Linked DNA regions of Mus musculus: region 2 is linked to region 1. The links are chromatin loops, found by intact Hi-C in ENCODE. Cell type or tissue: heart. All regions are shown on one strand. Links, peaks and the distances in the headings refer to the core of each region. The heading gives the core; the rest is flanking DNA.

What was found. A loop is a pair of places that touch in the nucleus more often than their neighbours do. Peaks named below come from ENCODE experiments on the same cell type or tissue, not always from the same donor. Only the 100,000 strongest peaks of a DNase experiment are listed, where the experiment ranks them.
Region 2: a loop joins it to region 1, with 7 times the contacts of the local background. A loop is called at or near these places in 19 of 42 quality-filtered maps.

The regions. Positions count from the first base shown.
Region 1 is chr1:90,052,736-90,068,468 of GRCm38, reverse strand. Iqca (IQ motif containing with AAA domain) reads left to right here. Exons shown (of 19, transcript NM_001368722.1): 15 at 1,545-1,744. Among named protein-coding and RNA genes, the nearest start is that of Asb18, 46 kb to the right of the region's middle. In heart, for the core only: a CTCF peak has its summit at 7,726 (motif pointing left); no DNase peak of the experiment used is centred there; H3K27ac peaks cover 319 bases; H3K27me3 peaks cover 889 bases.
Region 2 is chr1:90,196,135-90,211,867 of GRCm38, reverse strand. Ackr3 (atypical chemokine receptor 3) reads right to left here and starts at 7,888. Exons shown (of 2, transcript NM_007722.4): 1 at 7,781-7,888. In heart, for the core only: CTCF peaks have their summits at 6,402 (motif pointing left), 7,896 (motif pointing right) and 9,608; DNase peaks (open chromatin) are centred at 4,957, 6,377, 7,907, 9,507 and 4 weaker places; H3K4me3 peaks cover 5,268 bases; H3K27ac peaks cover 5,513 bases; H3K27me3 peaks cover 1,471 bases.

The DNA.
Region 1 (15,733 bases), core at 3,864-11,863:
CAATTCCCATCCACCTTTCAGATAGCCACTGTCAGCAGTCTCCTCACCTGCCCATCACTGTCCCCTGACACCTCATCAATCAAAATGTACACTGTTCCCTTAAGACCAACCTGATCAGCCACTGTGCCTCCATCACCAGGACCCTTCTCACACACTGCTCCTGGGATGCTCTACTCCAGAGTCCCACATAGATGCCCCCTTCTCCCAGGGTCCAGATGAGACCCCTAGCTGAGTTTCAGCTTCTCCAGCATCTGTGGACCTCGAGGTTCCAAGCACACTTTGCTTCCAGGTTGTGAGTTCAGCCCCATCCTGGCTTCCCATTGCAGGCTCACCTCCTCGGGGCTCAGCTTCCTTCTGCCCATAAACCCTCAGTAGCACATCTCAAGATTTTTCCATACTTAAAACCCACCCTACTCAGCACAGGAGCTCCCGGGGCTTGCCAGAGCCACACCCAAAGCATCCTTCCATGTCCAAGAATGAAGAAAAGAGGAGTAAAGAGCCTCTCTCTCTCTCCCACCATCAGAAAATTGCTCCTCCATCACACCATGTTCCTGTAACCCTCTCTGATCACATAAACCTCAGTTATGTCACTGGAAAGAATATGTAGAACGTTGAGTCACTCTAAAGAGACATTTCTGACTTTCAAACAATTCAGTCCTTTCGATTATACTTGGAAGGAAAGGAAAGGGAAAATTATATTGAGCCAGGCATGATGGCACATGGCTGTGATCCTAGCATTAGAAAGGGAGAGAGAGAAAGGATCAGGCCAGCCTGGGCTATAAGGTAAGAACCTGTCTCAGATTTTATGATTAATATTATTATAGTCACATATTAATAGCCAAGACATAGGTACCCAGAGTCTCCAAAACCAGGGCCCCTTGAGGACAGCTGCTCCCCTCCCCCCACTAACCAGCACTGAATTGTGTGCACCTTGTACCTACTGAGTGCCCACTCCTGTTCTGCCACCCCCAACCCTCGCCCCATCTGGCCTGAGGTATAGACTGTGCAGATGAGAGTAGACAGCAGCAACTGTGATAATCCAAGCTGCTCTATTGCCAAGTGCCAGGTGACCTTTGATCCTGACAGTCTGGGGCCAGCTCAGAAGGCTTTGCCCCCTGGCCTTGGCCTTTCCCTCTGTCTCATACGCTTCAATACATATACATAGTAGGAAAGAAGGGTCCAAAGGAAATGAACATGCCTCAGCCAACCTCATTGTCTGTCTCTCTGCAATCTGTTCCACCACCTCCAAATAAACAAATACATAAATAATAATTTTTTTAAAAAAACAACTTGGTTAAGCTATTATAGGAATGATCTTTAAAATTATTAGTTTGGAAGAAATGCAGGACACCAGGGGAGGAAAAGCAGGCCTAGAGGACCCCAGAGGCCCCAGAGCCCATTGAGCCTTAGGCTTGACTTGACTTCCATGTATTCACCATGGCCACAGACCCCTTCACACAATGCAGCGCCCTAGCATCCTCATGCTAGGCACACACTCTGGTTTTCTGGGCATACTCAACAGCACTGGCCTATGCCTTTTCCAGGGTCTGCAGAAGTGCATGAGAGAGCTCCCTTGGTAAAGTCACTGCTTTTGGCTGGACCCTCGGGAGTAGGGAAGAAAATGCTGGTCCATGCCATCTGCACAGAAACAGGGGCTAACCTTTTCAACCTGTCTGCCTTGAACATCGCTGGGAAGTACCCGGGCAAAACCGGCCTGCAGATGATGATACACTTGGTCTTCAAGGTACGTGCCATGGCTGTCTCCTTCCTCTTCCAAATGACACTCAGTTCCTGCAGGTCATTTTTCTAGAGAGGCAGACACATCTGTGTTGAGCTCCCCTTTCACCCTCCCATACATTAACTTATTTCCAGATCTGGCTGAGCATCCTACAATTAGAAACAGCTTCTTTGGAGCATAAACACCCTACCGTGGTGCCCAGACCTGACTCCTGAGGCCACAGGCTTCCTTGCTGAGATGCCTGTATGTCTCCTGGAAAATCAAACCCACGTTTTACCTCCCCAGCTCATCTCACTGTCCTGATCACCTTTGTACTGTTGCTCATGTGGTACAAATTACAGCACTCTATTACTCTCTGAGCACGAGCTCTTTCGACAGGTCTGAAAGGGGAACCTTCAGAGAGCTAGGCCCAGGATGGGAGGGTCACAGACAAGGATGACACAGGGTCACAGACAGCATCTCAAAGGACCAAATGAACCGCCAGCTCTGTGACCATAGTTAAATTCTTAACAGCCCCTCTGGGTCCCATCACCAGAATGAATGAATCTTAAAGAGCTCAGATGCGAATCTTCTATACATTATATGAAGATTTTGCAAGATGTAATTTCGATCTGGCTGAGGACCTTGAGGTTTTTCCCCTGCTGGTCAGCTCACCTTAGCTGTTACAGTGTCAGCTTTGACTATAGAATCCAGTGTGGCTGCACACAGCATCTAGGCTGACTCTGCCTTCTCAGAGCTCTAAAGTATGGGGATGGTAGAAGTGAGTCTCTCCTGGGGATGCTGGTCCAGTACAACTCAGATGAGAGAAGGTAGCAGAGGGCTTTGTTCCCTCAGCTGCCTCTTTCCACAGGGCCCTAGAGAGTGTCGCTCTTCCCTTCTTCCATGATTGTAGCAAAGGAATCCTACAGTGCAACAGTTCTGGTAATGGGATGCCTACCTGATGTGTTCTGTTTATATGACTCCTCTTGCAAACTATCTCTTGAGGATCTTGCCTACTTTGTATGGATGGATGGGCAAGTGGGTGTGTGGTTTTGTTTTCATGTATGGGTGCACTTGTGTAAGTAGGGGTTAGCATGCAGCTGTGTGTGTCAGCACATGTGAAAATGGAAGGTCAACCTTGGGTGTCATCCTTCAGATACCATCCACTCATTTCAAGAGACAGGGCTTCTCTCTGGTCTGGTCTCACTAGGCTGGGCTGGCTGGCTAGTGAGCACCAGAGATCTGTCTGTCTCCACCAGCCCAGCCTTAGAAATAGAAGCAGACACCAATGCCTGGCTGTTTTAAGTGGATGCTGATTGACAGGTGAGCCAGTTCAAGTCCTCATGCTTATAGAGCGAGCACGATCTCACTATCTCACTATCTCACTATCTCACTATCTCACTATCTCACTATCTCACTATCTATCTCACTATCTCACTATCTCACTATCTCACTATCTATCTCACTATCTCACTATCTCACTATCTCACTATCTCACTATCTCACTATCTCACTATCTATCTCGCCGGCTGCTTACCTTCCATGAGCTATTGGCTTCAGAGTTTGTTAGAATTATTTGTATATCCTAGATGCAAGTCTTTATCACACATGAATTGTAACCATCAGCATTTCCAAGCACCTAACTACCTCCAGACATTCTTTGTTTCGTTTTTGTTTTTGTTTTTTCGAGACAGGGTTTCTCTGTGTAGCCCTGGCTGTCCTGGAACTCACTTTGTAGACCAGGCTGGCCTCGAACTCAGAAATCCGCCTGCCTCTGCCTCCCGAGTGCTGGGATTAAAGGTGTGCGCCACCACACCCAGCTTCCGGACATTCTTCTGCACACTGCTGTGTATTCTGTGTTGGTTAGTTCAAACCGTCAACTTGACAACACCTAGAATCACCTGGGAGGAGAGTCTCAGAGAGGAACTACCTAGGTCAGATTGGTCTGTGGGGATTATCTTGGTGGTTAATCAACATAGAAAGTTCTAGTTCTCCATTTAACAGGCAGGGGGTCCTGAGCTGTGTAAGAATAAAGAAATCAAGCTGAGCATAAGCAAGCAAGAGAGCAGCATGCATCCATTCCCCTCCACTCCTGACTGTGAATGCGGTCTGACTAGCCGCACTGTCTGCCTTGCCTTCCTCGCAAGGATGGACTGCAACCTAGAAGTCTAAGCCAACTTCTTCCTACACTATGTTGATCCCCTTTCCTCCAACCCATCCCCCCCAGAGCTGCGGTCCAAACCCAGAGCCTTTTGCTTGCTATGTAAGCACTGTACCACTGGGTTAAACCCCAACACCCCACCTTGCAGTGGTAACACATACCTTTAATCCCTGGGAGGCACAGACAGGCAGATCTTCGTGAATTTGAAGCCAGCCTGGTCTACAGAATGAGTTCCAGGACAGCCAGGGCTACACAGAGAAACTCTGTCTTTGAAAAACAAGACAATGAGCCCCAACACCCCACTTTACTGTTGCTTTTAGTCCAGATATTTTATCACAACAACAGAAATGAAACCAACCTATTCACATCTCACAACAGCCTATGGACACAGGCATGAAGTGAGGGAACAACTGGGTCATAGTGCTGCCCTGAGATGCCCAAAGTCTGGCACCATCCTCCATGTTTCATAGCCTGAGTTATGAACACACAGAGTGTGCCTGGGTCTCTTCATTCCTTACACGGCTCCTGGTGTGACTCTTGGCACAGCCAGTGACCTGGTCGTTTTGTTCAGCTTGTTAGAAAGTGAGAGCCCTCATCTTGATCATAGATAAGCGATTGCTGCACTTACCAGAATTATCACAACCGGACACCATGTGGACAGGAGATGCTAGATGTCAGGCCATTAAAATGTAGAACAGCACATCATCTGCCTAGACCTCTTGGTGTTGGGTGCCTGACACATACCTCATTAGGTTTCACCTTTGTTGTGTATGTAGCTGATTAATGAAAGACCCAGAAGTCTCAGGAGTGGGAGTCATTCAATTAAAGATGCTCCGAGAGGCCACTGCCTCCCCATTCCCCCACTCCCTACCCCAGCATGACTGACAGAGCAGCTATCTGCATTTAATTAACCAGAGGAAGGCAGGATTAGGAGCCTGCTTAGGCAAGTCAAGGGCAGGAAGCCTGAGGATGTAGCTAACTATAGAACCTAGGACCCAGGCCATGGCTCAGCAAGGCAGACTTCTGTAGGATTTGCTGGAGGTGAATAAACAACAGAACCCGCCAGCCTGCACCTAGACTCCGGGAGATGCTGGCTCTTCCCTGATGGCCCGTAGCTCTTTTCTTCCTCCTCCTGCACAGTGACGCAGCTGAGGGCCAGCACAAGAGTGAGGTCCTAGGGGAAGAGGGCTAAGATGGCTGCTCAGCCAGGAGGTCACATCTAGGTCATGCAGACATGCTAGCCTGCAGCCAGTGAGCACAGGATGCCCAAAGCTCTTAGGCCCAGTCTCTTCTCCAGGAGAGGACTCTGCCCATATATGCTCCTCTCCAGAGCTCGTGCTACAGTCCCAAGGGGAGCCAGACAGCTCTGCTCCATAGCTCCTGGGGATGAGGACTCTGACAAATAACTTCAAGATACTGCTGATATGTGCGGTGGTGTGACTAACCTAGATCTGTGAAGAATGTGACATATATGTGACGTGGGCCACACATGATCTCAAATGAGCTGACTAAATAAAGAAAGGAAGGGGGCAACTGCAAAGATGGCTCTGTCAGTAAAGTGCTTGCTAAGCATTATGGGAGCTTCAGATCCATCCCCTGTATCCACACAGAGAGCCAGCTGTGGTCATCCCAGCACCGGGAAGGTGTGGTCAGAAGGATCCCTGTTGCCCGCTGGTCTGCCCAGCCTAGCCTCATCAGCAAGCCCCAGAGCCCAGGGAAAAGTCACGACTCATAAAGACAAAGAGGATGGATTCAGGGAATGATATCTAAGGTTGATCTCTGGCACCACGTGCACATGTACATACATGTGTGCATGCACACATGAGCACGCACACCCACACAGGCATACACAGTGTGGGGTTGAGGAATAAGGAGAATTGGGAAGAGGGAAAGGGGGACCAGAAACAGGGCATCATGTACAGATGGTACAGCATCGGGCATGAAAATCAAGGGGCCTGGACTCTGAGCATAAGTCCTGACAGAGAGTCTGTCTGAAGGCCAGGGTCACCTTCCAGTGTGTTGAAGGCAGTTTCAGATTGAGGGGTAGGGTACAGGTGGATCCCCAAACCTTTTCCTGTGCATGTAGCTTGGCTTCTAGCAGTCTTAAGTCAATGGCAGGTTTAAGCAGGGTGTGTGGAGAGTGTACTGGACTCATCTCCACCACATACCGCCTCCACCACCAGCATCCCACAGTGCGCATGTGCCATGGTCCAGAACCCACAATGCCGTGCCATCAACATTACAAGGTCATGCTTGTCTTCTACTATCTGAGCCTTCAGAACTTAGTCCTGGAGGGGACAGAGTCAAAGGGGAGAACATCAGAAAAGGAGCCCAGACAGAACCATGAGGGAAAGTCCACCCCAAACTGAGGCCATAGTAGCTTGGAAAAAGGAAAAGACCACAGAAGGATGATAAGGTCCCTTGGCCACAAAGCCATGTGGTAGGTATAGCTGTGTCTGGCTCTGGGGAGAAGGGGGTTGAAGAGGGTGGAAAAGGGGGACCCATTTCTCCATGGTGGCACCAGTTATAACAGCCCTCCAAAGAGTTCCAAAAGAGAAGAGAGCGTCAGACTGTGGGCACAGGCATTGCCAGCAGGGTGTGAGGGGAACACACTGTGGACATTAAGTCCCCAAGTACAGAATCAGAGCTGCTGGTGTTGTAAATGAGGGTGTGTGTGGAGGGGAGGAGGTGACCTGTGGCCAGGCTTGGATGGAAGGATGCTTCTCCACCCTGGACACATTCAGAGGGAAGATGAAGTATTGATTTGGTTAACCCTGCCCCGGGGAGTCACTTGTGCCTGAGTCTTCGTCCCATATATATCCTGTTCTTCCCAAGTTGCCCCAGCATTGCTGAAGCCTGGAGCGAGCCCTTCAGCCCTTACGTAGAAGAGTGTGGACTGGGAGGAGCAGGACTTTCAGCACAAAGTCACCACATGTGACACAATGCCCCTGCATCTGAACCCTTTCCCTTTATGTAACAGCACCATTCTGTCCAGTTCCTATTAGCACTGCCTGCCCACAACACGGTGCCCACCAGAGTGAGCAGCTGTGCCATGAGTCCCCGCATCCCTGCTCCTTCTCTTCCTCCTCTGCCCTGCCTGTTTACCTCTATTTCATCAGTCAGGCTTCCAGTTTTAGGATACTTCTACTCTTTTGTTGGTTATTAGTTTCAAAACAAAGGTAGTCTCTTGCTAGAACCTGAAATCACTTCCTTGACTGTATACAATGTAGCACAAAAAGATAGCAATTAACAATAGAAATGTGTACAGAAGAGAACACCCTCACATACTGCTCAAATGGACCCCTATTTAGTAGGGTAAATTTAGAATGTGAACTCCCCCCAGTAGCCTGAACCCTTCCATTCCTCTCCAATATGACAACACCTCACATACAGACCAAGGATACTACATACCTGCTGGCAGGGAGGGGTCCCACTGTCAAAGGTCCCTCCTTCCTGCCAAAAGCAGATATCTGCCCGTATTCATGGAATAAAGAGCAAACACGTGAAGGAATGAGTGTGTGTGGTTCCAGCTTGGTAAACCGAGGCAATAGCTTAGAAAGCAGATGTTGGGGTTTACTGCTATTTTCCTAAAGTTCTCCATATCCAGGGAAGAACCCTAAAACATCCAGGGCTCATGTCTGTAACTTACATGATGTAAGCGTGTTCTGACGGCAAGCCAGTATGTTCTGAGGTCTGATGCCTGCGGTGACCATTGCGCAGTGTGCTCAGAGGACTCACAGGACTCAGTAATAGAGGCCTCCTTGTTTTGACGAAGATCAGGCTTGGTCAGTAATTGACAGAGACATTTGATATTTGATAGGACCGAAGAGCCCTCTGCTGGCCACAGAGTGAACTATCCCACACGACTTTAGACTTTAGAGGTTCAGTTACATTTAATTGGCCATGACCTCAAACTATCTGCATAATTTAAATGAAGCTTCTCCATAGCTAAGTGAAAATTAAAAGAGCAAAAGAGACCATTTTTCATAGCAAATTGTCAAACCTCTCTCTCTCCTCTCTCTCTTCTCTTCTCTCTCTTTCTCTCTCTCTCTCTCTCTCTCTCTCTCTCTCTCTCTCTCTCTCTCTCTCTCTCTCTCTCTCTCTCTCTCTTGTTAATTCTTACATACGCAAAAGGAGTATGGACTAGCAGACCCAAGTACTTACTGTTGTTAAACAGCCACCAAGGGAGAGACAGATAGACAGGCAAAGATTCTAGAAGGTTGAGGGACAGGTAGAGCCTCCAGTAACAGTGAATGTTGGGTTCTTAAGACATGCAAATAGCATAGGTGAGACCCTGCTGTTCCAGCCATTTGGACATCCTCAACTCAAGCCAAAGGAACCATGCTGAGCTGAGTCACCTGATTGCTCCGTTTGTTGTACCTGGCCACAGTTTGGTATGAAGCGTGATGGCTTTAAAAGCTTTTCTCTCAGAATGGAAACAGCTTGGCCTTGCACTTGGTGGGTTAGCAGACATTCAACTTCATCACGGAACTCCTGGGCCACTGAGGTCAGAGTCACCTTGCACAAATGTCCTGGCCCTATAATGGCTTACTGATCAGTGATTAAGTTGGTAGAATAATGCAAGATTGTGTTGGAAGGAACATGCCCGTTCCAGCAGGCAACTGGCCACATTCACCCTGGATTATTCTCCAGGCATCAGATCTCAGAACATACTGGCTTTGCCGTCAGAACATGCTTACATCATGTAAGTTACAGACATGAGCCCTGGATGTTTTAGGGTTCTTCCCTGGATATGGAGAACTTTAGGAAAATAGCAGTAAACCCCAACATCTGCTTTCTAAGCTATTGCCTCGGCTTACCAAGCTGGAGCCACACACACTCATTCGGCAAAATGCTTTTTAAATGATCAAATGGCCTGTTTGCAGCTCTGACCCCAGTTAAACAGTGAAGGGCACATATAGGATATAAAAATACAGTCTAGTATTTTGTGCCTTTTCAGCCTCCATCTGACATCTGCAGGATCTTGTAAACAACCCGCATTTTTAAACTGATGGGATCCACGCAGTGACCATGAACACCGTGAAGCCAGTAGCAGCTGGACCTGCTTCTTCCCAGAGTCAGGTTACTTGGCAACACAGCCCAAAGTGGGTAATAAACTCCATCCAAGACTAAACACTAGCATGAGATTGAATGCCAACAAGTGCCACAAGAGAAAGTTGAAAAGAACTTTGTAGAACTGGGCCTGGCATGGCCTTTTGAAACCTCAAAGCCCAGCCCCAGTGACACACACTCTCCCACAAGGCCACGCCTCCTAGCCCTTCTAATCCTTCTCAAATAGTGCCACTCCCTAATGACTAAGGACTCAAGGGGCCATTCTTATTCATCCACCACAGCAGCTTTCAAATGTTGCAAGGTGACCTAGTTGACCATTATTTATCGTAATCCCCAAGCCAGAAGTATTATCTACAGCAATGCTGATAGCAAACTTATCACAGAGTGACCATTGTGGCCTTGTAGCCTAAGCTGCTGTTTTGTGACAAAGCTTTGAAAGAGTATAAGAAAAAAAGAAAATGTGTGTTACGCTTTTAACAGGTGACAAATTAATGACCCAGGGTGTGCATGCTTTAGTCCCCTTGTGATGGTCCCTACCTATTCACCAGGGGTGGGGGGATGTTAACAGATGTGGCCTCCAGGAGGCTGCAACCTTAAAGCCACACAACCCATGGTATGGCTTCTACAAAGCCCTGTCCCTCCAGAAGTTATCTAAGGGGATATCAATCATGTTCCCCAAATGCTCATCTAAGCACTCGTAGACCTAGGGAAGGTCAGAAACTTCATTCAAAATGGGTTCAAAATAAGGTTAGAGCCAATGAATGATATGGTCCCTCATGCTATCATGATGCTAGAGAAGTACGTCTTCTATCTGGGGCTTGGGAGGTGGGCAGCCTTCAAGACAGTCCACATAGCAATGCTCACAGAGCCCCGGAACCTTCCCATCTCTGTGTCTGATGTGAAGGCGTTTGTAATGACAGGGACTGCCTGAAGACAGATGTGAGATGGACAGTCAGGGGCTCTGTGCTCTTAGACTGCACTGGTGAGTGCTGCAGTCAGAGACCTTCTCCTTAGCAAGCATGTCTGCCCAGCTGCTCTACTGTGTCCAGTTGATACAGTCTTAAGAGAAATCCAAGAGGAGCCCCACTAATGTCACAGTCTAGGGGTCCTGACTGGGTTTGTTTTCTCTGCCAGTCAAGGAAATAAAAGGCAGGAAAAAATCTGAAGAGCAACAGGCAGCAGCAGAGAAAACTGAAGCTCCACAGTCAGGGTGGGTGAGGAACCACACGCAGGCAGCAGGCACACAGAGGAAAATGCACTCTGTGAAGCAGAGGGTCGGGCTCAGAAGGGAAGGAAAAACTCCAGTCTCCTCTCAAGGCCTGGAGCGTCTAGAGCCTCAGAGTTTTCCTCCCCCACTTGGAGGTTGGTCAGTTTGAAGGCAGATATGGTGGTTGCTTGGCTGGAACTATTGTGTGATGTGTCCTGATCCTGCCTTGAATTTGTTGAGCCAGACCATCAGGAAGGGGGGCTGCTGGTGGGAGACTGAAAGAACTCAGTGGGGAAACCCCCACTCAGCTCCCGATTCGGCGTGCACCCAAGAATCACGAATAGAACACAACACCTTGATGTAACAACAAGAGGTATTTTAATGGCGGAGCTCCGGGTCGAAATGTTTCTCACACAGGAGACAGTGGATTCGACCACGAGGCTTGGAAGCTAGGGGTTTTTATAGAAAAGGAGTGGGGCTGGGGAAGGAATTGGCGCAGTTTCACATGATTGGTCCATTTAAGCATCAGCAGCCTGTAACATTTAACTTAGGTCAGAGGGGTGGGAGCTAGGGAGGCGATGGGCCTGCCCGGGCATGTCCTGGTCTGTTCTGCTATGCTCTCAGCCCCAGGTTTCAAAGCTCACAAACAACTCTTTGGGCTATTTGACATACATTACATGAATTACAGTTTTATTTCCTTTCAAGACAAAAGCCTACAAGGCCTTTGTTTTAGACCAACAGGCTTCTGCCTCAAGTCAGGAGGGTGAGGAAAAAGTCAGCCATCTTGGAAGTTTGCCACTTTATTACCTAGTCATAGCCTCTCTCTCTGCCTGTCGCCTACCAGGGAGTCTGTCTAAGTCCTCATCCCTCACCATGTCACCCCCTGTCCCACAGTGGTGGTTCTCTATGTCTCCCTCCAAGGTTGCCTTTCCTAGCTTTCTCTCCTCATCCCACGCCATCTCTGAGTTCTTCTCACAAGCTAAGCTGCCTAGATGTGTCTGTACTCTCCTCCCCAATTCACTATTTGCACATCTGCCTGAAAGATCCTCTTTGTCTTCTAGACTCTGTCCCAGCATGCTTCAGCAGCCTGTCTTGTCCCCTGCACTCCTGCCAAGGCCACCAGTGACATCCTAGCTGCTCAGCTTCCTGGCCATCGTAGCCAACAGCCAAGTGTTCCATCTTGCACCTGCATCCAGGATGGCTTGCCCTCCCAGACCCCATTTTCCTTCATCATTGGTTTCCTGGAATGGTCCTTGAGCTCTGTCCCAGCCATAGTCTATCCAACCCTTCTCTCCTCTTGCAGATCCTTCCACACCATTCTTGGATAATCTCCCTCCTGGACCATTGGTCTTTTCTGATGTCGGGTACCCTCAAGCTCACAGTGGCCCATGCTGACCTCATCATTTCCTCCTTCATCGGGTCCCCTCTAAGCTTACTGTCCTCTTGGTCATTCCATATCTACTTCTTGTATGTATGGCCAACTCTATGCCCCTGAGTCCATTCCAGCCTTCCCAGGCATGCACCGCTTCTGTCTTGCCTGCTCTCTTTAGAAGCCTCTATTCCCCTCCCACCTTGTCCTTCCCAGTGTCCTTCAGCCATTCCCACTGCCCCCAGAGCCAAGGTGGCCCAAGTCTGAGCTTAGTGCCAACTACGGCAGTCCTCACACACTGACCTTAACACAGATAGAATCTTGAAGTCTTCTCAGGGTATCCATGGCTTCTAACATATAAACAAATTCCATCACATGGCTCCAGCCTCTGGCCCCTTTGCGACCACCCTAAAAAACCTTTGCACTATGTGTCATTCCCAGTGCCCAAGAGCCTGGCTCCCACTCAGAGCAGCACAGGTATTTTCTCCTTCTGTCTGGGAACCTCAAAGCTCTGTCTGCTTCCATCTGTGCCTACAGTCTTCATCTCCCTTGTCCCTACCACCCTACAGTTATGAGACACCCTCTGCTGTCCTTGAACCACCTGCAGATTCATAGCTGCCCTCTCCTGCTTTCCCAGATCCTTGAGGTCCTAGCTCCTAGAAACTGGCCCCTACATTACTGATCTTTATGGTCCAGCCACTCCACACAGTGCCTCAGAACTTCTCTGCCCCCAGCCTCTAAAGGAAGGAAGAGAACATAATTTTCATTCCTAAATCCAGGCCAAAACTGAGAAAGCAACTCCCTCTCGCCCCCATGTCTTCACCCACCATGAAAAGCAGCCTCCGTTCCTCTAATCCTGCCTCACCGCCTAGTGATCCAGGCCTCTCCTCTCTGCCCAGCACTGCACAGGAAGGCCTGTGACCACCTCCCAGCTTCCCCACAGAAAGGACAGGAGAATTCATGCTCCCAGGACCAAGAGATTCATTCTCCCAGGAGCAAGGTGATTATTTCTCAATCACCTTTCTGCTAGGCTGCAAGAAGAGAGGACAATGAAAGTAGACAGGAAGTGAGGGGAGAAGTTATGGGGAGGGGGGAGTCATGGGGGGAAAGGCGGGAATGATGGGAGGGGCAGAAGTATGGAGTAATCTGCTCAAACTATAGATATGTATTTTACATATGTATGAAAATAGCCTCAAATAACCACCTGTAATCATAACTTTTAAAATTTAAAAGCTCTGATGCCAGATGGTGCCCAGGCACTTAAGTGTCATTTCTCAGCCAGGGCATCACTATCTAGAGCAGTGACTCTCAACCTTCCCAATGCTGTGGCCCTTTAATACAGTTCCTCATGTTGTGGTGACCCCTAACCATACAGTTACTTTTGTTGCTATTTCATAGCTGTCATTTAATTTCGCTACCGTCATGAATCATAATGTAAATGTCTATGTTTTCTCATGGTCATAGGAGGCCCCTGGGAAAGGGTAGTGTAACACCCCCCCCCCAGAGGGGTCATGACCCACAGGTTGAAAGCCACTGGTCTAGAGTCTCCAGTGTCAACCCAAGGAAAGGGAGAATGCTGTGGGGAGAGGAGGCTGCAGTATTCTGGCTCCTCTTGCTCCCTAGTGTACCTCCCACAGATTATCACAGGCACACATGGCAGGAGTTAAATTCTAAGCACCAGTTGGCAGCCAGCATTCCCTGATACTGTCTCCTTCTAACCGTCCTTTCTCATGGCTTCCCAGCCAGGACTGGCACTGTTCACAGGGAGCCTACACCCTGTACTGTTTCTGCGCCTCTCTCTGAGTCCTCACCACCCAGCAAAGAGTTGGCGCCCAAACATGACATATTCCACACTGCAGGTCTGGAGGAGGATGGCTGGCTCCAGCCGCTCTCTCTGCAGTGTGTGTGCTGCCTCCCCTAGAGACCCATAGAATACTGAAGGTGGAGAGTCATCTAAGCTGCTCTGACATCTCTGGGTGCTGATTTCATTAAATAAAAGATATAGATGAGGGAGAGAGAAGCAGAGAGGGTGTCCCTTCATCCTGTGGCATGTATCTGCCCCAAGGGTGGCAGCTGCAAGGCAAGTGGCTGGTTTGTGATGGTCACTCCTCAGATTGAGTGGGTTGAGACTTTTTTCCAGCCCCCCACCAGGCAGCCTCACCTCCACTAGCAGCCGTGCGAAGATACATCAGAGTTCCAGAGGATGGCAGTGGCGGGCGTGGGATTTGGAAAGAAGGGTGAGGCATGAGAAGGGCCAGGCCAGACACGGCTGTTTTAATCTGTTACTAGCACAATCTGAAGGGCTGTGTGTGCATGGGTGTGTGTGGCATGTGTATGTGTGTGCATGTGCATGTTCCTGTGCCTATGCCTATGCATGTGCACACATGTGTGTACGTGCACAAGTGCATGTGCATGTATGTGTGTGCATGTATGAACTTATGCCTGTACCTGTGCATGTGTATGTGTGTGTGTGTGTGTATCTGTGTCTGTGTCTGTGTGTCTCTGTGTGTGAATGTAATTACCTGTGCATGTGTGTGGAGCCAGAGGTCAGTATTATTTGTCTTCCTCAATCATTCACCACCTTACTTTTTCAAGACAAGTTCTCTCACTGGAACCGGATCTGCCTGCTTTGGCTGGCAGCAAGCCCTAGGGATCCTTCCGTGTCTAGCTCCCAGCACTGGGACACATATACCACTCATTGTACTGGCTTCTTACCTAGGGCTGGGGATCCACGCTCAGGTCCTCATGCTTGCGTAGCACGCCTTTGTTAACCGAGCCATCTCCCCCAGCTCCTTGACTGAACTTTTTGTTCTCTTTTTCTCTGGCAATCAAAATCTGGGAAAGGGAAAAAAATGTCTCTTCGAATTCTAGTGCCAAAAATATACCACAGGAGGCTAAGCCAAAACAAAGCACCCCTCATGAAGGTTGCCCCAAATTCAGAGGTCACAGTGGTTTGGGGTAGGGCTCAGTAGAAGAACCATGAAGAAAGAGAGCTAGGCTCGTAGCAGCAGAGAGTGTTTGGGTCCTCATCCTCCGTGCATTCACCTCCAGAGCCCTGGTCCTCCCCTGAGACAGAGATTCGGGAACTGTCCAGTTCTGTGTAGAACAGACAGGGAACCACAACAAGCAGCTCGCCCCTGCTTCCCACACCGTGGTGGCCTCCGTCCTGCCTCTGCCATTTTGGAGCTGTGTAGCTCAGATCACTTCTGGCCCTCAGTGACCCCCGTCTATAAATGGGGGAGGGGGTTAATGGGGCACACTCTGTGGGACTGAGTTGAGGAGATCACAGGCATCTGAAACCCAGAGAGGCCCCTACGAGGGGTGGCTGCATCACATGCACGCTGGCTCTGGCATGTACAGTGCCTGTGCCCTGTGCCTGGCACAAAGTGGCCCCACTGCTCCTTGCTGGACCACCCTCAGTTACAGCCCACACCATCTGAGGCCTGGGGTTTAAGAATAAGACTTGAATTCTCAAACTCTATGACCCAAGGTCTAAAAGCCTAATATAATAGTTCCCCAACTGTGTGGGCTCCTAAAGTTTGCTGAGTGTCCTCATGTGTTGGGGAAAATGGATGCATGTGATGTAGGTGTTGGATTGCGTTCAGTCAACATTACTTTGTTTCTGAAGACACATAATCTGTTTTCTCACTTGGCACATAATGCCAGGGAAACAGACTTGGCCATCCGCCCCTGGTGACTTTTCTGCCAGTCAGTGCGTAAATAATGTTGTCTCAACAATGTTTCAAGAAATGTATAAATAAGAGTTCCTAACACTGGCTAGATGCTGCAGCTGCTATTACCTGCCACAGTTGCACACAAAGCGCAAATTGTTGCAAAAAATACCTCAACTCCACTACTAGGCGGGTGCTTTGAAGAGATTGTTAGGCCTGTGGCAATTTATTCACATGCCTTGGTTAAGTCCAGTCCTAACTCTGGCATGAATCCCTGCTCACTCTAGAAAGGCCCAGAGCCACTGTCCTGCAGGGGAGCCGCAGTCACAAAGGCACAAGTGAACAGAGACGCACAAATAACATCACGGGAGCCTGTGATGAAACCGTCTTCTCATAGCAAGCAAACTTGAATGAACCTGGGAATGTGAGTAGCCTGTGTTTAGAGCACATGGTCCTGTTCCCATTCATTTTCAGCCGAGAACCAGTGACTTATGACAAACCAAACCAGGCAGGGGCTCTGGGCTCTGATACAGGA
Region 2 (15,733 bases), core at 4,407-12,406, 140 kb before region 1:
AGATGGGGCCTCTGTAACTGACCAGACTGGCCTCTGGAAAGAGTGTTAACCCCAAGTTGCCTAGAACTGCTACATATACAGACACCCACACAATACACACAGACACACAATACACACACAAACACACACACACAATACACACACAGACACACACACAATACACACACACACACACACAAATACACAGACACACACAGAGACACACACACAGAGACACACACACCACACACACACACCACTCACACAAATAGACATACACAGAGAGAGACAGACACATACATACACACACACATAGAGACACACATACCACACACACACACACACACAGGCACTGACTTTCCACTCTGAACTTATGACTGGGAAGGAACCAAGGCAAGAATTCTGTCCTGCACGACTCCAGGGCAAAGATCCTTTTTTCCTCTTATTCTATTACATTAAAATAAGACACAGGGTGACACACATCTATAAACCCAGCACTCAGGAAGTGGACGCAGAAAGATCGAGAGTTCAAGGTCATCCTCAGCTACCTAAGAAGTCTAGCCTGAACTACAGGAGACTTGGTTTGAACAGACCTCTCAGTCTACCCTGACCCAGAGTCTCTAGAGAACATCAGAGGTTGGAAAAAAGACCTTCCCAGGCCCACACTATATAAAGGAAGGACTACAATGGGGACCTAGGGACCGGAGGATGCTTGACTGGCAGTGGTGTGAGCCTGTCCTTGAGCTACTGGTCCAGACTATGGCTTTAGTAGTCAGTCATGGAGGCTGAAAACCAAAAGAAAGAACTGGCCCCAAGCCTAGGTAGCTTGACCTTGGGTCCTGAACCTGTCTTCCTGTTCTCTCCACACCAGGAGGCAGCCCCTTACCCCCTCCATTGCCTTCAGTGCCCAGGCACGCCTAGCCCTGGAAATGGTCCAAGAAGGCCCCGTGCGGTGCAGGGGACAGATGGAGATGGTATCTGCCTTCTGCATCCCTCCACTGTCCCTGCAGATTCAACTCTCGTTCTCATGTGCACCTGCCAATCTCAGCTTCTCTCAGGTTCCAGAACAGCAGTGGATGGTAGCAGGGGCTTGGGGATCCCCATCCAGCCCTTTGTTTTTTTACCATTGGGAAAAGAACCTTGGTCTCATGACCATTGGGTCCCAGAATCACAGTGGTATTTCGGGGGCAGGTACAGATCGCCAGCCTCCTGTTTGTCCCTACTTCTGAGGTCCCTTGGCACTGTGGAAAGTCTCAGACAGGGACGGAGCTGTTATCGTCCCATTCTGAAGGACAGGGCTTAAGCTGGTGACTCCTCGTGGCACTGTGACAACCAGTCACCTTCAGTGGGCAGTGCACAGTCCAGGGGCAGAGAACCTCATCCTGACCACTGCTGCCTGATTGGATGTTCCCTCCCTGCCACAGAAGGCTCCTGGAGACCAGGCAGAAGGCAGCAACCAGACCCTTTGTGCTTCAAACAAGTGACTAAAGAAAACAAAAACGAAGATATCAAAGGGCCACCTCAGCCTGACCTTCATCACTTGGACATCTTTCCTGCATTAGGTTTTAGAAGCAAATAAGAATGATTTCAGAAAAGAGCCAATGACAGGACAATCCATCTTCTTGGGGACAACAGAAACTGTGTGTCACCTGGGTGTGGTCTGCAGTCACAGCACCTATGCAAGACATCAGGAGTATGCCCTCTTAACACCAGTGATGTCTGCCCCTTGATGAAGCCAATAGCCCTCCTCCATTTCTTGCTTATCCCTCAGCAAATGACCTTCAGCCTTCTTGACAGAAACAGAATCATGACACAGCAAACTGAGGGACATCTGCCCATGATCCTTGGACTCCAGTCCTGGACAAAGCTCTCAGAGAAATCTGAAAGTGAAGGCCAATTGGGGAAAAGGGAGACTCTGCCGACCTCCCAGAGAGCCCTGCATGGAGACCTGGCCTCCCTCCAGCAGACAGAGGGGTTCCCAGGAAGTTCATGAGGAACAAGTTATATTTCATACAAACCTGCTCCTTGAGTCCAAAGTTAATGTCTCTTGGCCATCTCTTGCTGTTTATGCTGGCCACACGGAGGACTGACAACCAAGGAGACCAGAAAAAGGTTTCCCCATCCTGCCCAGTCACTCAGGGCTGCAATCAAGCCTGGTTCCTTCCCTGATGTCTTTAGGCCAGAGGTGAAGAGTGATTTGTGGGGTGTCCTCTGCATGTGGCCTCATCTTTGAACACTCAAAAGTCCAGCCCTAGGAAGGCATGGATGAGACCCATTTCAGATGCTTCCTGGGAACCACACCTGGATAAGAACTGCAGGGAGTTAGGGAGCCTTAGAATGATGGCTTTATTCTATGGTTTTACAAGTTTACAAACTTCTTCTTGAGATGCCCACGTGGTCTCAACCATGCATTCTAGGTATCTACTGAAGTGACATTTGTTTACCAGCAAAAACCGTGGGCAGCATAAATATCCAACAATAGCAGACGAGCAAGCACATCTAATGTGTGGAATACAACACAGCTGTGAGCAGAGAGGGGGCGGGGATGGAGAGAGAGAGAGGTTTAAGAACAAGGGGAGTAAATGAATGTGTGCTGCTGAGCAGAAGGCTAAGAAGCAGATGTGCTGCCCTCAGCACAATCCCATTGATGTGGGAGAAAAGGCAAAATTATGAGTGTTTTATATGCAAATACATGCATAGAAAGACACAAAGACCCACAATGAGGGTAAGGCTTTGGGCAGGGAAAGTAAATAGAAGGCAATCACAGAGGCAGCCTCGCCTTCCTCCAGAAACGCCCAAATTATTGCAAAGCTTACATCAAAATTATGTAAATTTTAACAGGGGAGGGAATGAGCCACTGCACATCAAAGGTTCCTGCTCTGTTTTTCTGGGCCACAGACTTCACCAAAACCGAAAGCCTCCTCCAGAGGCCGACTCCTACCGAGCTCATTCACTCTTGTCTGTCAATGACTTTGTCAATTATCTGCACACAGACAGCACTCCCATCTGTCCAGTTCTGCCATGGGTCCACAGCCACACGCCTCCCAGGACCAACAGCGAAGAGGAAGATCCTTCCTCAAAGATCTGACTCTCGCTTCTAAGGTTCGCTACTCTTCATAAAATGTCCTGGATAACACCCAGCTGCCTGCGGTATCCAGCTGTTTTCAACTGGCTCGCCTAAGCTCCCTAGCATGCTGGGACAGCACCAGAATTAGAAGCATCCAAATTTAGAGTCTCCATGGGGTGGTGGTTTGGGCTGCAATCCATATGTCCTTATCCCCAGATAGATCCTCCGAGGGACTGCCAAGTGTGTTCAGGTGCCTGGATAAGGTTCACCAAATTGCCTCAATGTGTTCGCCACATCCCCATCGGAGAAGAGAAGAGCCTTCTCAGCCTGCCTCTGCCTCACCCCTCCCTTCCACAGGCTTCACATCCCAATGCATCACAAAGCTCTCCTCATTGCTACCTCTACACTTCCTCCCTACTGGGTCTCATTCACCTTTGTTCAACCAGTGGAGCAAAGTGACCTGAAAAAGCGCTCAGTCAGTCGTGCTCCCGGGAGGCCAGCAGCCTGAGGTGCACTGGTTATCCAGAGAGACTCAGCTGCAACCCTTTCCCAGCTGACATCAGTTGATCTCCTCTTGAAGGCACTGCTCTGGGACACGTGAAGCTGTCAAGCCATATCCACCTCCCCCAAACACCCACCATCCAAACAAGGCTATCCAGGAGGCACAAAAGCTTACTGCTCTCCTGGGCATGGGTACATCCTTCAGTAGTAAGGTGGGGAGCCTTCAGGAGAATGGAGGCAAGCCAGGGACATCATAGAGCATCGATGAGAGGCAAGTCACTGTCTCCATGAAGGAGAGAAGAGAGCAGAGGTGGGCCTTGACCTGTGGGCAAGGAGATCTGGCCTTAGCCTGTCTATGCCAGGGCAGGTTTAAGGAAACGCCATGGCTTTGGGACAGAGAAGGTTTAAAGACAGAAGTGCCACACAGTTGAGAAGGCCTGACCCAGATGCCCTATAAATAGGCTTGCTGCCTGGACAGAAGCCACATAAGACAATGTGATCCCAGCCCCAGGGACTTAGAACCTACTAGGAAACAAGAAAACTTCCTTTACAGTTTACTCTTTTTTTTTTTTTTTTTCCAGAAAAGTTTACTTTTCTGCAAAGTGTGGCCTGTGTCCCACAGAGAACTTCCTGGAGAAATTCTCTGTGGACTCAAGTCTGGAGGTAGGTATTTATCCAGCCTGTCTTCCCTATCTACACCTTTGAAAACAGTTCAGGGCAGCTGATAAGCCACGAGGGATGCACACATTAGTAACTAACGGGCTGTAGCTTGTCCATGCTCCAGCCAGTAGGAGCTGTGCTCAACAGCTTCCACTTGGGTCCTGTGTTACAGGCACAGTGTTTTCATTTGGCTGGGACAGTCTACAGAGAGCCTTTCACTGAAGCAGGAGAGTCTGACTGTCACCTTTGCAGAACCGTGAGGCCACTGTCCATCAGAGAGATGACGGCTGCAATGTTGCCCATTAATCGACCCCCCTACTTAAGTCTACTTGAAACACACACCCAACCAGCGTGACACCCACCCAGGCAAATCCTAGTCTTGAGTGCAGAAAGGGACTCTTGTCTATCCCCCAGTACTGAGCCAATGAGAAACAATGCTGTCCTGACCACACATTCATTGTGGCCCTGAGTGACCTCAGTTCATGTAAGTAAGGAACTGCTTTGAATTATTCAGGAACTCAAAGAAATAATAAATACGGAGAGAAAAATCCACACCCTGATTCTGATACAGGCCACCTATCCCCAGGGTTCTTGGCTGAATTTCCCACCAACACATGAGACAGCCTTCTACTACCATGGGAGCACTCACAGATAGAATGAATGTCCCATCCAGAAACCGGATCAGAGCCATTGTGCTCAGCCCAAGGGAGCAGAGCTGCATCTAGCAGAGAGATCTAGATGTTCCTGTACATACAAAGGCTGCCAGCTGGCAGGATAGAGCCAGAGTCTGCATTCCCACCAGTTTAGGACCTGGGCAAGACAATAGGAGGTTCAGGTTCCCAAGCCACACTAAGAAAGCTTAGGCTCTTCTTATATACCAACCTTCAGGCTGGCAGAGATGACAGAAAAAGACGCCAGCTATTTAGCAGACACAGCCTTCAAACGCAGCTTTCCCAAGCTGCCCAGGGCTCCACCTGGAGTGGCTCAAGGCCACCTGAGACAGTCTCCATATCTCCCAGCCGTGGGCTGGGAGAACAAAACACTGCCCACAGCCAACCTCCTTGTTCTCTGCAAAATTGTCACCATAAAATTCTACAGTCTCTGGGATGTGTTTATAAGAAACAATTTTTTTTTTTAAAGTGAAGTTTGAGGGAGTGTAGGCTAACCATCTCTCTTCAAACAATTCTAAGTGAGTGGATTTTTAACAAGGAAGGCATCAGAAGGCTAATCCCTGCAGAAAATATCCTTGCCCGACACCTGGTCCCACTTGCTTCTTTCTTTAGGCTGTTTGCTTCCATTGTAACAGCAGAGAGGTGCCCCAGTGCCTGGGGAGTTTGAAAACAGTCATTACTACTTGTCTATCAATTTTATCTAAGCACATAGATTTCAATTACCAGACTTTATGTTTGTTTATTGTTTATTTTATTCTGAGACATAATGTGTAGGCAACATAACCCAAGCTGGTCTCAAACTCATAGCAATCTTCCTGCCTCAGCCTCTGGAGTTCTGGAATCACAGGCATGCACCCAGCCTAACAGGCGACAAGAAACATTTTAATACCTGATTGTCCTTAAGAATCCCTGGTTGCTTAGCTGAAAAGTACAAATGCCTTTGGGGGCCCAAATTCCATTCTGTTTGCTACAAGATCTCAGAAAAGTAAAAGTTCTAAAGTTGTTGGGGCCCTTTCCCCCTCCTCCGTGACTCTAAAAGTTTATAAAGGAGTGGCCCTTCAGACTCAGCTCTGAGTAACTGCAACCAACTTCCCTGTGTAGATTTGAAAATTAGAGCACTCTGCCTCAAATCCTCACACAAAAAGCCACTGTTCTGACTAACCAGGGTGTTTCATGGTCTTTCTTTCTTCTTCTTCTTCCATTTTTTTTATCCCATTTAGAAAGCCTACCCTTGGCCAGCTCTGGGTCTGATTAGAAATCATAATACTTTCTTAGCTCCCTAAGGGTTTGCTAATAATACTGGATAAACTCCCCTCCAAAGCCCTGACTCAGTTAAGCACAAGCATGCAGCCGTGTAGCTTTCTGGAACTTTAAAATATATGTGTGTGATTGCACTGTGCATGCCCCTTTAAAAACAAACTGGAGGAACCCAACAGGCAGCTAGCAAGCAGTCGGACTTCCCCAGCTTTTACACCTCTGCTCCCAGACAGATCCTTCCAGCCCCTGCTGCCTCCTGGAGGCAGCAGCTGAGCTCAGCAGAGAGCAGCACAAAGTGTTCACCGCTCAGACTGGGGGAAATTAGAGCAAAATGTTTCCAAGCTGGAGCCTGTGCACAGCTCCCGATCGAAACAGGGTTTTCATTTCATTTGGGGCAGGCTTCTATTCAGATGGGAGAAAGACGGGGACTTGGGGGCTTTATCCATTTACAATCTGCAACGAGCCAGGCACAAAAAAACAGAACCACCCCCATCCCTCCTTTCTGGTCCTATCCATTGAGCTCCACATTCTCCTGAACTAAATAAAGACCACAAAGCCAGCATCTGCTCCTTCAAAGAAAAACAAAGTTTCCATACTGGCCACAGCACAGACTGGGGTCTCAGGGATGCCACTAACCCAAGACACCTTTAAAAAGATGCTTGATCCTACCTCACATCGAAACAATTAATTAATCTGTTTGTGAGCAAATGAATGGAGAGACAGAGAGAGAAAGGGGAAGAGACAGCCAGTCTGCCTTTCACAGTGCCTCATTTTCCTAGTAGCTAGCAGCCAGGAGTCTTGGCTGACCAGGATCCCCTGACCTCAGAGTCTCCCTCACTCCCAGCCACCCAGTGAACCTTTATGCACCCTAACAAAAGTCAGCAACACTCACAGTTCACTTGGAGAGTAGATTTAAATTCAAATACTAGATTTCTTAGTGTCTGCTTTTTTTTTTTTTTGTCCCAATTGAAGTTGGACAACACTTTCTAGGAGAACAATAAATACTCAAAATTAGATTAGCAGGGGTGCCATGAAGAGATAAGATGAAGAGGAGCTAACATTCAATTTACAACTTCCAGAATTCAGGAGCTGTGAATTAATCCATCCCCACCCCCCAGAGCACGGAGTTTAAACTCATCCTAGACTCAGAATGCTCAGCCCAGTTGTCTGGTCCGCTGAAGGATGCCTCTGGGCATATCACATGCCTTTCTGGAAGTGCGCTTGTGGTTTTTACAGCCAATCTGATAACCAGAAGTAGGAGTGGGCAAACAGTGATGCCAAGCTCACCCCTAAGCTGGCTTTGGGCAACCTCAATGGGGCATCCCACATTCTCTGCAAAGTTTCCCTGCTTCCTGGAACTTAAGTACTCACAGAAACAAATCAGAGTCCAGTAGCAAACAAACATACACAGAGGTTTCCCTCCACAAATGACTGAACTCAGATCCCCCAAATCAGGAGCAGTAGCTTGCAATGCAGGCATGCAGCGTGCTTTGAGCTTTCCAATCCGGACCTGCAGGCTCTAAAGCCCCCAGCTCAGGGATCCAAGAGTTCTCAGAAAAAGCCCAGTTCTCGTAAGAACAGGAGTCCTGCCCCTTGCCGTAGTTGCTCGGCAAAGCTGTCGCAGAAGCAAGGCTTTCTTACTTACCTCAGGGCTTCCTGGGCTGTGGTTTGCCTTCCTGACGGTGAGCGCTGCAGGCTCCTTCAGTGCTGAGCAGTTTGTAGCAACTGAGATCTCTCAGGGCTCCGGACTTGCCTTTTATATACACTGCGGGAAAGTGCCTCTAGGTGGCAGTTTTGCAACCCTCGGCTCTCCTCCCGCCCCTCCTCTCCCACCACAGCGCGCAGGCATGCAGGCTTGTACAGGCGCACACGCCCTCCTGTAACCCTCTCTAGGTTGTTGTTTCCTGCACAAACACATTCTTGGGAGCCCTCAGATCCCTCCCTTTGCAAAGGCTAGATCCTATTGGGGGAAATGTCAGCAGAAGAAAAACCAAAAGAAGTCCTAGGACGTTCCAAAATGATAGAATATTGATCCAGTCTCAGGTATAGCTTTTAATAATCCCATGAGCACCGGGAGTTCCTTTGAATGCCTGTAGCTTCAGGGAAGACTTTGTTCCCAAGACAAATTACTCTGAACTTCTGAACTTCGATGTTGGTTTGTCAAGCTTGCTCTTTCTTTGTCGATGCCTCCTGGACAGAAGTCACATTTTGGAAAGGGGACGATTAATCGACCCTGTACCGCCATCACCCAGAAGTGAGGGAAAGTGCCTTTAGGTTGGATCCAGATTCTGCTGGAACTCTTACACAAAGTCCTTAAGGCCCTATTAAGACCGTGTTCCACGGAGTCGAGCAGTGCCAGTCACTGAAAAGGCCTTGTCGCAGGTGAGGTAGAGTCGTCATTGTGAGCTTAGCCAACTTTTATCGCAGTCCTCATCTTTATCAAAATCTACATTCTAATCGCGATGCACATTGCTAAGATTCCCTGTTTTGTTTTTTAAATGTGTCTCTTGCAATTCCCCATTTAGTAAAACTCAAGCACAAAATGACCCAATCTTTACTTTTAAAGCCGCGCCACTGTAACGCCTCCCCAAGTGCCCCCCACCCTCCAAAGGGCTGGTGGTCACTCTGCTCTCATGCCCCCCTGGGCCTCTGAAAGGCAGTTACAGCACCCACAGTTGAGGCGCGGGCTGTACGCAAAATCTGCCTTCACCAACACTTGCCGAGTCTATTTTCTAAGTCTCCGGAGAGTGACTGCTGAACACAGGAACCCGAGAACTTGGGGATCAGAGTCTCACGTAGGCTAGAGAGCTTCGGTCTAGGGAAAAACCTTAACAAAAGAAGTGGTTTGTTTAAACAGCCTTGCACTTTACTCCTGGCGGGGCAGATCCTGCTCAGTGAGCTCCTGAGGAGCACACCTGCTTTCCGGGCTGTGGGAGGGGTGTGTGTCTGCAAGGAGTAGTGTGAGATCTGGTGGGGGGTCATACGGCCTCCTGGGGAGTCTGTGACCTCAATGCAAGGGAGAGGCCCTGAGGCCTGTGGGCGGAGTCTGTGGCCCGGAGATGTGGTCTGTGGTCTCAAGGGTGGATCTGGGTCTAGCTAGAGGTGGGCGGTCCTACAGCCACAAAGACTGGTCTGTGGCCCCAAGGGGAGGGAGGTCTGAGTCAACAGGGAGGGTCTGTAAGAACAGGGAGTGTCCTATAGCATCAGGCAGGGACCTCTGAGGCCTCAGGGTCAGAAAAGGGTCTGGGGCCTCCGGACCCAGCTGGGCCGTACTACCCCAGGCCTTCTAGCTTTCATTCACTGAAGACGAGGCACTATTAGCAATCCGCCCCAGTTTGGGATGCCAAAGCGCCTGCGCATCGCAGCACGCCCAGGCCCGGGGCCAAATCCTCTGCAGGGAAGGTTCTTGACTGCCTTTGTCCAGAGCCCAGCACTGCCTGGGAGCAAAGCAGAGACCTGCCCTCGTGCGGCCATCCCAGGATGTCCACAACAGGGGCCGGCTCTGCTTCTCACCGCGACACATGGACCAAGGCGGACCTCAGAGAACTGGACTTCCCAGGGGGAAATGCGCTTGCTACAGCAGAGCCATATTGATGAGACCATGCACTTACTTGCTAAGAAAGAAGATGCAAAGTAATTTTTTAAAAAGTAAAAAAGTACACACCCACCCTGAGAGAGAGAGAGAGAGAGAGAGAGAGAGAGAATGAATCAAGGGTGAGCATGTAGTGTTTTCTAAGAAGGCATTGATGTTCCCCAGCTCCAGAAAAGATTGACTTGGTAAGGTTAAGCCTATTGGGCTGAGACACAGCATGAGGTCCTATTTAATGCCTCCATCCTTTGGCCAAGAGCCCACCTGGTGACCCACACAGATGACAGATTCAGTACACTGACCCAGCTGCCTGGAGCTCAGCTCTTCGGGTGCTACAGGCCTCTGGGTATCTCCCAGTCAGCTCCACCCCCTTCCATATACACCTAGGGTCTGAAGCCCATTCAGCAACAGTTCCCTCTGGAATCCGTTCTTGTGTTAGCATGCCATTACCTCCTGCCTGAATCCCACCCACTCAACACACTTTGACCCTTGAAGGGACAGGGCTGTAGCAAGCTGGGTCCTGCTCCCAGCCTGCAGAGAAAAGTGGAATAGTTGAAAATGTTGAGTTACTATGAATATGTCGGGAGATCTTCAAGCAGCTGGCCTGGGGACAAAGCATTATAATGTCCTTGTGCTGCAACCCAGGAAGACGCGTCATCTTCCAGTGGCCAGGCAGAACAGGAATGGACTGCTTCCTGCTGGACAGGACGTGCTCCCCCTCCCCCAGCCCCCAATTACTGCAATACCAGATCCCTTCCTTAGAGGTAAACTTGGTCAGTGCCTGACCCACAGAGGATATCCCAGCTGGATGGTCCAGACAGCTCCATCTCGGAACTGATTCTTGAGTCAACCCTCCCCACTTGGATGTCTCTGAGTGCCAGGCATCTATCTATACTAAAGGGACCTTCTATTCTTGCTGGGTGCCAGTCAGGATCTGAGGAACAGGTGCGTGTCAGGGGTAACTAAGAGAGATGCAGACAGGCTGACTCTTCTTCTCCCACCTCCGTAGGAGTCCAAACTCTCATGACATGGAGTTCTTTAAGAAATATAGGAGTCATCTAATGCTAATGATGCTTATCAACATCTGGGTGATATTTAGAAATGACCCTTAGACATAGCTAGGTGTGAGTGCTGGCTGCCTTGTGTTCTTCTGAGGGCCCCAGCCAAATTCTTCCAGGTACTCTTCACAGCTATCCTCCTCTCAGTTCCGTAGTGAGGAGATGGAGGCTCAGAAAGCGGGTGGCTGTGGGTGACCAGAGGGGCCATGCAAAACTGCCTTTGTCTGCCTTCACAGTGCCCCTTCCTGCCTAAGAAGCAGTAGTATCTTACGTTGGCACCCAAAAGCAGTAAGCTAAGAACTGAGGAACAACTCCTCAACTAAGGAAGGATCCCAAGAGAAACTGAGATGCAGGAAGGGAAAGATACCCAGGTGTGTGAGTCCAGGCACAGGTGTGTGAGTCCAGGCACAGGTGTGTGAGTCCAGGCACAGATGTGTGAGTCCCGGCACAGCAACTGCTCCATGTGGCCCTCTGCAGCCTGGTCAAGGGAACTAGGTCCCACTCTCATAGCCTCTAGCCACTGTCTAAGGCTTGCAGGCCATGATGGCTCCACCTACCTGCAATTAGACTCTGCAATCAGATCAGTGTTTTTCTCTGCCTGAGTAGCAAGCTACATTAAAACTGAGGAAGAAGTACAGAGAAACTAAGAGAGGCACAGCAACTTAAGAGCACCATGGGTTTCTATAGCATGTGTGGTGTGAGCTTTGTCCAGAATAGGAGTGTCCTGTAATACTCTGAATATCTGGGTTCTGCCCCAAGGCCTTTGTCCCTGACACTCTCCCAGTGACTGCTACATGGCTTCCACCATCTCATCACTCCAGAGGCAACTTTAAACACAATGTCTGTGGAGTGGAATTGAAGGTGGAGTGCGGCTCTTTGACATTTGTGTTGGTCACTTCTATTCTTCCCAGGACAAAATACCTAAGAAGCAACTTAAGGGGTGAAGGGTTGATTTGGTTCATGACTAGATCTAGAACAGTGCAGTCTGTGGTGCTAGACAAGGCAGGAGAACAGAGCATACATACATGTTCATATCCTGACAGAGAGCAGGGAACTCCAGCTGGAACTGGGATTGGGCTAGGGCCCAGCTCTTCCATCTAGGTCCTGTTTTCTGAAAGTTCTACAACCTTCTGAAACAGAGCCAGCAGGCAGAGACCAGGGGTTCCACCATGTGAGTCTGTGTGGTACATTTCACATGGAAACGCCCACAAGCCTTTAGTCAAAGCATCATATGCCTGACACTCTCTTGTAGCTTGCTTCCCTCATGGCATGTCCAGTGTCATCAGTTAGCTGTCTTCTTCCTGCTAGCATAGATGTTTCTTACATTCCCTCTCTGTGTCTGTCCATCCATCTAACTATCATCTATCTATCTATCTATCTATCTATCTATCTCTTATATACATATACACATGTGTGCATTCATGCTCTCTCTCTCTCTCTCTCTCTCTCTCTCTCTCTCTCTCTCTCATACACACACACACACACACACACACACATATATATACACATACATAGGGCTAGCTGCTTACCAACACTATGTAAATGAATCATACCCACAAAGCTCAGGTCAGAATCACCTGTCTTCCACCCCTCTCTGTTTCACCACCCACAGAATCATGAACTAGGTTGGGAACAGGCATGGGTAAGAGAGGATGGAGCTAAAGGTTTTAGGAAGACTTAAAACTTACATCTTGAAAAGGACTAAGGGCTTCATGGGTGCAGTGGTTTGAATAGGTATGGCCCCATAGACTCATTTGTGTGAATTCTTGGTTATAGGGAGTAATGCTATTAGGAGGTGTGGCCTTGTTGGAGCAAGTATGGCCTTGTTGGAGTAGGTGTGGCCTTGTTGGAGTAGGTGTGGCCTTGTTGAAAGTGTGCCACTGTGGGGGCAGGCTTTGAGGTCTCTTATATGCTCAGGCTATGCCCAATGTGGCACATAGTTCCCTTCTGCTGCCTGAGGATTAAGATGTTCTCCAGCACCATGCTGCCACACTTCCAACCATGATGATAATGAACTGAGCCTCTGAAACTGTAAGCCAGCCCCAATTCAATGTTGACCTTTACAATACTTGTCATGGTCACGATTGCCTCCGCACACCAATAAAACCCAAACGTAGGCAATAGGCAGTCCCTACAAAGGACGTTAATGTGGGCAGTATACATCACACACGTGGGGAGGTGTGAGGCTTCCTTGGTCATGAAAACACAGCATCACCCAATGGACCACACTCCAGAAAGTGCCCTCCCCCAAACTGCTGCGTGTCAGCAAGGAGGAGCAGCTGGAGCCCTCAGATTCCCATGTTCTCAAACTGAGTGTGCTTCCTTAGTCTTTAGGTTTCTAATCCTCTGTGATCCAAAACATGGTCTCTTGAAGCATTCCCAGCTTGAGGCCCTTTCATCCTCCCACAGCAGGACTGAGTTGGAGACCATGTTCACACTGGTAGGCCACTCAAGCTAATGAATCATGTACTGTGCATCAAAAGATCATTATTCTATAGAGGTTTGTGTCTAGACCTTCCTTGCTGCGTATTCATAACCAGTAGCTTGCAGATAGCATTGCTAAGCAGTACCATCACTTCTAAGGGCAAGAGACTTTCCAGCTCAAGTATTGTGCCATCCACAAACCTTTGACCCAGGATACACTATCACTGCAGCAAGCGTATACCCAAAGAAATCCTTGTAAGTGCCCCCTGGAGAACTTTTGATAAGAGCCACAGCTGCAATTGATCTGAAGACTGGGAGGTAGTGTTTACAGTGTCCCTCCTAAACACAGTGTCTTAGTCACTGTTCTATTGCTGTGAAGAAACACCATGACCAAAGCAACTCTTTTTGTTTGTTTGTTTGTTTGTTTGTTTGTTTGTTTGTTTTTGAGACAGGGTTTCTTTGTAGCGCTGGCTGTTCTGGAACTCACTCTGTAGACCAGATTGGCCTCAAACTTATAGAGATCTGTCTCATTTTGCCCCTCCCCCCATCCCACCCCCTGGCCTCCAATGCTGAGATTAAAGTGTGCTCCCACTGCCTAACCGAGGGCAACTCATGAAAGAAAGTAATTAATGAGGGACTTGTTTACAGTTTCAGAGGCTTTATCGTCATGGCAGGGAACATGGTCATGTATGGTGCTGGGGCAGTAGCTGAGAGCTACATCCTGCTCCAAAGGCACAGAGAGAGGAGAGAGAGAGGGGGAGAGAGAGAGAGAGAGAGAGAGAGAGAGAGAGAGAGAGAGAGAGAGAGTCTAAGCCTGGTTTGGTCTTTTAAACCCTCAAAGTCTACCCTCAGTGACACATCTACTCCAATAAGGGCATATCTTCTAATCCTTCTAATCCTTTCAAATCATGCCACTCCCTGGTAACTAAGCATTCAAATATATGAGCCTATGGAAGCCACTCTTACTCAAACCACAACACATAATCAGAACTTTTATTGAAAAGTGCCAAACAAGTGCAACAATGCATGCAACTTCTGGTGATTAAATGGGGCATCTCTAGCTGTCTGCAAGCCAGTGGGGTTGCTGAAATTAAAATGCAGACTACATTCATGATAGCAATTTCCAGGATATGGGACTTGATAGAGGGGGTATTGCTGTCAAGGTCCTCGCCACAATTCCCTCTGAGTAAGAATCCAAACCTGATGCTGTGAAAGTCTAAGGTGGAGATGTGGAGGGGGAGGCACATGGGTCTCTTGGACAGTAGAACACCAAATACACAGGCAACGAAAGCTAAAACAAACAGATGGGACCAAGTCACACAGCAAGACTCTGCACAGCAAAGGAGTCTTTCAGCAGTAGACATCCTAACTAACACATGAGTAAATTTAAGGACATCTGTATTCATACTATGTAATATGAACCAAATAGTCATTAGCTGCTATCTCTCACCAGTAACAAAAATCACTGTAACATTTGATGCTATGAAACTATCAACAGAGAACATAGAGAAAACAGTTCAATGGGGCACAGTCCTCAAAGCATGGGAAACAGAAGTAAAAATAGACGAACAAGATTTTACAAGACCCCAAAGCATTCACACAGCAATGAAAGCCATCAGCAGAGTGAAGATCCAACCCAAGAACAAACTATGGTGAAGCAAAATACAGAGCGCATACACCAGCAGGGAGCTAACAGCCAGAGTATCTAAACAACACACCATAGGAAAATGGCAAATAACCCAGTAACAAATGGGCAATGGGCCTAAACACACATTTCTCCAAAGGAGACGTGCAATTGGCCAGAAGGCCCATGAAAAAAATGTTCAGTATCCACATTACCATGAGTATGCAAGCCCCGAGTGGAAAGGAGATGCTGCTCACTCCACTGAGGTGACCAGGATCTGCATTACATGATAACAGGGTCTGCTAGCAACCAGAATGCTCACCTGCTGTTAGGGGGCTAAAACCTGGTCCAGTCACTCTGGAGAGCAGCATGGTGGGGCCTCAAATTTTTAAAAAAGATCCAGAAGTCCCACCACTAGGTATATATCCAAAGGAGATAAAATAGGTATGTGGAAAAGTTATCTGCACCCCTGTTGATTGCAACACTGTCCCCCAATAATAAATACAATGGTGTGGCCTAAAAGTCCAACTTCTGAATGAGTGACAAATGCAAATGGAGTTCTGTGTATCACAGGCTCTCTATCGCTGTGATCAAACACCAAGGCCAAAAGCAACGTGGCAATGAAAGAGCTTACTCCTGCTTATAGTTCTACATCACAGCCCGTCACTGAGGGAAGTCAGGGAGGAACTAGGGCAAGGTCAGAACCTGGGGGTGGGGGCAAGAGCTGATGCAAAAGCCACAGAAAAATGTTTCAGATGGGCTTTCTCCTCTTGTCTTGAGCAACCAATTTCCCTAAATATGCCTTGCCCACCTGCCTAGAGGCAGCACCACCACATTAATTATCAATCAGGACAATGCATCATTGTCTACGGGTCAATCTGGTGGGAGCGCTTATCAATGGAG